Regions from separate parts of the Homo sapiens genome. Here all the other regions are linked to region 1. Evidence: chromatin loops called from intact Hi-C (ENCODE). Cell type or tissue: heart left ventricle. All regions are shown on one strand.

Region 1 (2,500 bases):
GTTCATTACTTTCAAAGGTCTGTTGCAGGGAGCCTCCTTGTCCTCCCAGTGTAAGGAAATATAATTGTGATCAATACATTTCCAAAAAATATATCTCCACTGCTAAGGACATGGTAAGGAAATGGAACAAATTAATAAAAAGGGCTTCTCAGCCAACTGGAAAAGAGGCAGGCCATGAGTATACAATGTCTTCCTCAGTTTTTCTTCCCCAGTTAAGCATTCTGGGTCCCCTCCCTCTCATTTATTTGCTGCTGTGATGTCTGCAGGGTAGGGTGAGCTGGCATAAAGTTTATTAAATAGTAGCTTGCAGATCACTTGCTACCACATTTTCCAAAGCTTGCCTTTGTCCCCTCGGTGTATACTTGAGATGCCTTCAGTCAGATGAAAATCATGGAAAACCAAACTAACCTGGCTTCACAGTGATGAGATTGGTTGGCTCCTGGTTAGGAAAGGCTTCAGAATGTGTTTGTTTCATTGGCCCAATGGGGCATCACCAGGAATGCTGTTATTTTTTTTCTTTAAACTTCTCTGCTCTGTTTTTTGCCGTCAGTTTCATTTACAGCTATCCTCCCACACCTTCCGGTTGCCAAATGATTTTCCTTTCCTTTGAGTTTATTCATCACTGTCTAGGGAGAGGGAGAAAAAGAAATGGTCACTTCCAAGAACTCTCTCAAAAGAGCCAGGAACTATTTTCCCAGTCATCCTCAGCAGATTTCTCCTCAATCTCATTGGCCCAAATAGGGTGTGGTGTTTATCCTTGAACCCGTAAGTGGAGCCAGGGGATGGGATAATGAGCCACAAGCCCTACCACCTGATCAACTTCCCCCAAGCACCTGGGCTTTGCAGGAGGAATTGAAGGTGCTCAAATAAAAGTTAAGGTAGTTACTAAAAGAAGGAGAGTGGTGTTGGAAGAGCAACTACAGTGCCTATTAGACTCCTGCTGTTCTGAGAATCAGCTCCAACCCACTCCTAGCAGCACCCAAGGAACTGGGGCTCCTAGCCTGACTCACAACTCTTGGAAGCTGCTGACCCCTAGTGTCTGAGGAAAGCATCGGCTCTAGAATCCAGAGGCATGGGTTTACCTCTCATGAGAATCACAGCGGCTGTGACACACTCACACACACAAGGAGGTTGTAAGCAAATTAAAACCTTTAGAAGTACTTTAATGAGTAAGTGAGTTTAATTGAAAGTCTTCCAAAGACACTGTAAGACTTAGGCCTCCCTCACCTTGCTGATCAGCAACCTCAGAACACTCTCTGTAGTCCTTTTCACACCTGTAAATTGTCATCCACAGTGTGTCTTTCTCTCTAGACAGAGGGTGTGCTTTTTGAGGGTGGGGCCTAAGTGCAAAACACCCAGCTCCTCACCTTGAACTCCTGCATGCTTAGTAAACACTTGTATGAGTAAACGAAAGACCCAACTGTTGTTCAGCTCTCCTTTCCTCTCCCCTTCCATAGCCATGGCTTTCTCTTATAAATATCAGCTCTACCAGCTTAATTGTACTCCTTTTTTTTTTTTTTTTTTGAGAGGGAGTCTCGCTCTGTCACCCAGGCTGGAATGCAGTGGAGCGATCTCGGCTCACTGCAACCTCCGCCTCCCAGGTTCGAGCAATTCTCCTGCCTCAGCGTCCCGAGTAGCTGGGACTAGAGGTGCCTGCCACCCACACCCAGCTAATTTTTGTATTTTTAGTACAGATGGAGTTTCACCAAGTTGGCCAGGCTAGTGTCAAACTCCTGACCTCAGGTGATCCACCCGCCTCGGCCTCCCAAAGTACTGGATTACAGGCGTGAGCCACCGCGCCTGGCCAATTGTATTCCTAATAGGACAACTAAGCAATCAATTGTGTTTTGAAGCTGCATGTTATACGAATGGGAAAATATTCCAACAACCCCAAATACACATCTAAGCAGCTGCTTTTGTGTTGTGGAATACCCACTATCTGGTCAGTAGAGAAAGCAGAATTTTTTATTATAAGCAGATCAACATTGCTACTGTGAATTCTTTGAGCAGTAGGCAAAGCTGTGTTAGAATGGGTTCTTCTTTGGTCTGTATGTGGCAGGTAACAGGACTTCTCCTGTGCTTCATGATTTGGGTTAGGAAGAGAGAGGAAAGGCAACAACATGGTAATTATAATATAGAATGACTCAAGACAAGAAAGAATAGGTTTTTGTTTTGTTTTGCTCTTAATTGACTTGTAATTCAAGCGTGAAATGTGGCAGCTTTCAGGATTGGAGAAACTTTGCACAAACCCAATATTAGAAGTTAACTGCCATTAGCTGTGGAGGGCACCAAAGGACAGAGAGGATTTCTCAATCTGGGAGCTGAAGGCGAGTTCTGGGGAACAGCAGCAGCCACAGCTGTAGAAATCCTGACAGCTGTTCAGTCTTGGCAGGCAGGGCTGCTGCTCACACTGGAGAAGCTGCGGGGCTTCCTGAGCAGGGCCCTCCACTCGCGTGGTGCCTGTAAGACCTGCTCTGGAGTGGAGGCATGCACCATCTTT
Region 2 (2,500 bases), 530 kb before region 1:
TTTAAGAATCACAAATACTTTTTAGTCAGTTTGATTTTTATATGATTTTTTATATAGTAATATATTAATTAGAGTTTTCCAAATAATAATTACTTTTGGAACTTTTTATAAAAATGCATATTCCAGAACCACAACAGATCTATCATGTCAGAATATCTGAGAAGCAGCCTGGGACTTTTATTTTTATTTTTATTTTTTTGAGACAGAGTCTCACTCTGTTGCCCAGGCTGGAGTGCAGTGGTGCGATCTCAGCTCACTGCAATCTCTGCCTCCTGGGTTCAAGTGATTCTTCTGCCTCGGCCTTCTGAGAAGCTGGGATTACAGGTGCCCACTACACGCCTGGCTAATTTTTGTATTTTTAGTGGAGATGGGGTTTCACCATCTTGGCCAGGCTGGTCTTGAACTCCTGACCTCTTGATCCACCCGCCTTGGCCTCCCAAAGTGCTGGGATTACAGGGACTTTTAAATTTTTAAAAATTCCCCAGATAATCTTCATCATTGTTAAAGTGTAGAAAATACTAAACTGTAGAAATTGACCAAAAATATCTGCTTTATTTAGGAAACTGAAGTGGATCAGAACATTTAGATGATCAATTTTTTTTCTCAATTTTTTTTTGGATATTTTAGCCTTTGGAATAAAATATTCCAAATTTTATTTGGATATTTTTCTCAATTTTTATTTGGATATTTAGCATAAATTTATTTGGATAAAAATTTATCCAAATAAATTTTTATTTGGATATTTTATTTGGATATTTTAGCATTCTCAATTTTTATTTGGATATTTTAGATACGCGGTGAGAAGCTGGTGAGGCAATATTTTCCTGATGAGATGCCAGAACAATCACCATTGCTTTAATAGAATTTGTTCAGTGGCACTGGTTGTGTGGAAAATTGTTTTCTCCTCAGATTTATGGTTTTTTCTCAAAAATATGACAGAATACTGTGCTCTTAAAGGAAAGCTGCTTTTGTTTGATCCATTTGGCCTTAAGGGAGGGAATACATTTAATAAGCACTAATTAGATTAGTTTCAAGTTATTCTTCACTTGGGCTATAAGAATTGTTTAGTTGGCATGAAAGGGGATTAGATAATTTATTAACTGGCATAAATGACAATTATGGCTGAAAATCATAAATTATGGCATATGACTAAATAGAAAGAGAAAAATATGTTGCAAAGAATGATCATGGACATTGCTCATTTAAACATTCTTTAAAAGAATATGTGTACTATGAATTACCAGTTAGGTGTGCAGATTAGTAATAATATAGCTAATTTTCTATTTTTACTTTATTCAGAACTGAAAAACATCTAAAAATAGTGAGTTAAAGAACGTTTTTCTTTAACCAACACTTGAAAATATACTCCAATCGTTTCAGAGATAGTAAGATGTTTTTATGTTTATATAACTTTTTAATTTTGTTACATAAACTGTTGTTAGAAGTTGAAGATGGTTTCCTTAATTTTTATTTTGCAATCTTTATGGATTGAATTAAAAAATAATTTTTGGACATGCTAAATATTCTGAGAGGTGTTTAGAAGTAGATTCTATATCCTTAGAGAGCCTCTAGTTCCCACAGCAGCTTCTCCAGGGAAAAGCCCTTCTTCACTATATTCACCACAAATTAATGGCAGTTATTCATTTTTTAAAGCAGTACCAGAAGCTGATCTTAGCTTAAAGGGGAGGCTTCATCTCACATATGAGCAGCAAATTGATTTTCTCTTCATGGCACTGTATCGATAGGGTTAAGTATTTTGATAGAAGACCATGCTATTTAATATAAGTAGATTTTCAAGAAAATCACTATGCTAAATACTTCACTAGAAGGACTTTATCTATATACAGCAGCAACTGTGACCTGCTTTAGAGATGACATCATTGGGTGTCATGTGGCTCTTTATACGTTTCAGCCTCAGAAAGAGATAATCTGTGAAAGCCACAGAGCCTGATTTCTGCTGTGATAATCTTCAGCAGACCGAGGCTGGGGCGAGAATGAGGCAGACCTGTTTACATGGTGTGTGCAGTGCCTTGTGGAATTCTTAACTCTATTTTATTGTATTATTTTTAATCGAAAAGTAGATCAGATGATAGCATGAAGTGAATCGGCTGCTTTGGACTAATGGGATCTTCTTTTCTGCATTAAGATCAAGAACTTTTCTGGAATCCTCTGTTCTCCGAGTAGCCTTGTCTTCTCTGTGTGTTTTATCAATTTGAAGAACACTGGCAAAAATCAGCAAACTTCATCTCCCAAAAAGCTCTCGCTCTTTTTTGCCAATACTTGAAGATTTCTGCTCCAAAATCTACTTTGAGCTGCTTGAGCATGGTGGTTGATAACCGAAGGGCAAAAGCATCACTTATTTAGTGTGTGTTATAGAAATTTTTTAGACAACCTTACTAGCTAACCCAGGTGACCCTTTACGGATTTCTTTCAAAGCCAATTTGAATAAACAACTCTTCCCTCTCAAATGGGCAAGAGTAACTCTTCAGCACCATGGAGA
Region 3 (2,500 bases), 480 kb before region 1:
TCCTGGGTTCAAGCAATTCTCCCAATTCAGCCTCCCAAGTAGCTGGGATTATAGGCACCTGCCACCACGCCCAGCTAATGTTTGCATTTTTGGTAGAGACGGGGTTTCACCACGTCGGCCCGGCTGGTCTCAAACTCCTGACCTCAGGTGATCTGCCCACCTTGGCCTCCCAAAGTGCTGGGATTATAGGTGTGAGACACCATGCCTGGACTTGGTGGTTATTTTAATTACAAGAAACACCTCCTCTCCCTCATGTATTCATTGCGTCCTCAACGAGAAGTTTCTCCTTTCTGCAATGACAAAATCTCTGCATTTCAGCTGGATAAATAGCTAGGAAGCTGAGAAATAAATACTTCTGATATTCCAGAGATGGTTGAACATAATCTGCTTCTTTTTAATGAAGCAGATTCTGTTAAGATAAATATTTGAATATTAAGAAATTACACCAGTGATTTAATTTTTCAGGCAAGAATTGAAGTATAAAGCAGTGGATATTTATTTTTTATTTTTAAAATTTTATTATTATTATACTTTAAGTTTTAGGGTACATGTGCACAATGTGCAGGTTAGTTACATATGTATACATGTGCCATGCGGGCAGAAACTCTACCTAATGCTAAATGACGAGTTATTTATTTTTTAAAATGATTATTTGTATTGGCTTTTAGTTTTCTTTTTAAATAAATCTGTACTATTTAGAAAAGATAAAGTCATCACCTACGCAGGTAAAGAAAAAGGAACATCTTTAACGTTTTCTAGATAATGGCATGCATCCTAAACATTGTTATAAAATAATGAAGATTTTGAATTTCTTTTAATAAACCTCTTAAAACAGTGTTATTTCAAAATTATATTACTAACTCTTTTTGTTAGTAGGAATATATATTTCATGAGTTACTTTTTCTAAGCAGTATTTTAGTCAGATAATACATATCTTTTGCTTTAAATGCATTTTATCTGTGTGGAAAGCAGTATTACAGGCTACATCTTTGCCAGTAGTTCATATCACTTTGTCCAAGCAGAAGATACTAAAGCTTGATAGCACTGGGGGCAGAATTAGAGAACTAGATTTGACTGATTAGCTAACAGAAGCTAAGTCCAGTTTCCTAACCTTGAGTGTGAGACACTAGTGCTCCTGAATTGTCTAACTGAGCATCCACCGTGTGGAAGACACCATTTTGGTGTTTCAACAATGTCAGTCAACAAAACAGAGCCAAATTTATTTTCTGCAGAGCCTATTTTTTGGTGTGGGGGCTGTGAAAACAGCATAAAATCAAAATTATCAGGTGGAAACAGACCATACTATTGTCTTAATATAGTCTCTCTGACTTCTTGAAATTTACTGAAAGCTATGGGATCTCTGGCCCATTTTGCTAACTTTCTGATAACCCAGCTCTGCTGTCAGAGTACGAGGAATCAATCCTCCACTTCACCACCCACCCAGAGTGCTGAATGCCACTCACCACCGCAGGGTCGCCAGGGGGCGCAACTGAGTCTACGGCCAAGTGAAAAAATATTCGGCTTAAGATCTGGCCTGTCCCCAGCTGAGCCCATTCCTTAGAAAGGAATATCACTAGATAATTTATTCTGGAGTGTGAGGTGGGGTGGGGTTGCCTTCTTCACTAGGCACAAAAATGTTCCAGGATGCTTGTTAAACCTGGCTCAGGGCAGGAATCTGCACTTTTAACATCCTCCCTAGTCCTTCCTTGCTCTACTAATTGGGATGCGGGGTGTCTGGCCTTTCCTGAGGTGGAAAAAAGAAAAGGCTGGCAGAGCAACAAAGTTCTCTCATAATAATGTGGTTGTTATTGAACAGATATGAGGCTATGGAACTCTGTTCTGAAAGAGTAATAAAAGTTAGGAATACCAGAGATTTCTGTCCGTGACTCCTCAGTGACCATCACAGTTAATGGGCAATATCCTCTTTGTCACCCACAGCTCCAACTGTAACTACTCTGTTGCAAGGGCAGCATTCCTGATAGCGGCGGACTGGGAAGATGTGTGGTATTTGATTAGCTTGGTTTCTCTACTCAAAAGATTGGCATTAAAATTATTTTTGTAATATGTTGCCATATTTTTAAGCCTGAAAATTATATACTAATTTGGATATCTCAATGGGGAAATGACTGCTCTCCCCTTATTCCAAATGTTGCAAATTTAGATTTTTAAAAAGTAATAGATTATATTTAAATAGGTAATTATACAGATAATACCAAAGCCAAAAGAAATAAATGATACAGGTGCACAGTAATTTTGCATACTAGTTTTATTTCTTAGTCTCCCACTTTGTCTCTCTGAATAACCATTTGTACCAATTTAGAGATATGTAGGCATCTATGGTTGTATACCATAAGCATTGCTTTGCACCCTTTTTTAGAATTTGTGGGTTTTTTCTAATGATATGTCTTGGTGATTGGTCTGTGTACACACATATTTATATACCTTTTTCTTGTTAATAGTTTCACCGTAGTCTGTCTATGCATGGGCAGTAATTGATTTT

The links. A loop is a pair of places that touch in the nucleus more often than their neighbours do. Peaks named below come from ENCODE experiments on the same cell type or tissue, not always from the same donor. Only the 100,000 strongest peaks of a DNase experiment are listed, where the experiment ranks them.
Region 2: a loop joins it to region 1, with 8 times the contacts of the local background. A loop is called at or near these places in 76 of 110 quality-filtered maps.
Region 3: a loop joins it to region 1, with 13 times the contacts of the local background. A loop is called at or near these places in 31 of 110 quality-filtered maps.

Annotation. Positions count from the first base shown.
Region 1 is chr3:159,804,303-159,806,802 of GRCh38, forward strand. All of the region lies in intron 4 of IQCJ-SCHIP1 (IQCJ-SCHIP1 readthrough), which reads left to right. The region is part of intron 2 of SCHIP1 (schwannomin interacting protein 1); the gene reads left to right. It overlaps LOC101928351 (a long non-coding RNA gene), which reads right to left. Exons shown (of 4, transcript XR_007096144.1): 2 at 409-626. Among named protein-coding and RNA genes, the nearest start is that of IQCJ-SCHIP1-AS1, 37 kb to the left of the region's middle. In heart left ventricle, a CTCF peak has its summit at 1,033 (motif pointing left); a DNase peak (open chromatin) is centred at 2,419; H3K27ac peaks cover 1,570 bases.
Region 2 is chr3:159,271,328-159,273,827 of GRCh38, forward strand. The region is part of intron 4 of IQCJ-SCHIP1 (IQCJ-SCHIP1 readthrough); the gene reads left to right. SCHIP1 (schwannomin interacting protein 1) reads left to right here and starts at 1,917. Exons shown (of 8, transcript NM_014575.4): 1 at 1,917-2,500. The coding sequence starts at 2,494. RefSeq lists a silencer at 2,400-2,500. In heart left ventricle, no CTCF peak of the experiment used is centred here; no DNase peak of the experiment used is centred here.
Region 3 is chr3:159,321,054-159,323,553 of GRCh38, forward strand. The region is part of intron 4 of IQCJ-SCHIP1 (IQCJ-SCHIP1 readthrough); the gene reads left to right. The region is part of intron 1 of SCHIP1 (schwannomin interacting protein 1); the gene reads left to right. Among named protein-coding and RNA genes, the nearest start is that of MIR3919, 40 kb to the left of the region's middle. In heart left ventricle, a CTCF peak has its summit at 1,470 (motif pointing right); a DNase peak (open chromatin) is centred at 1,478.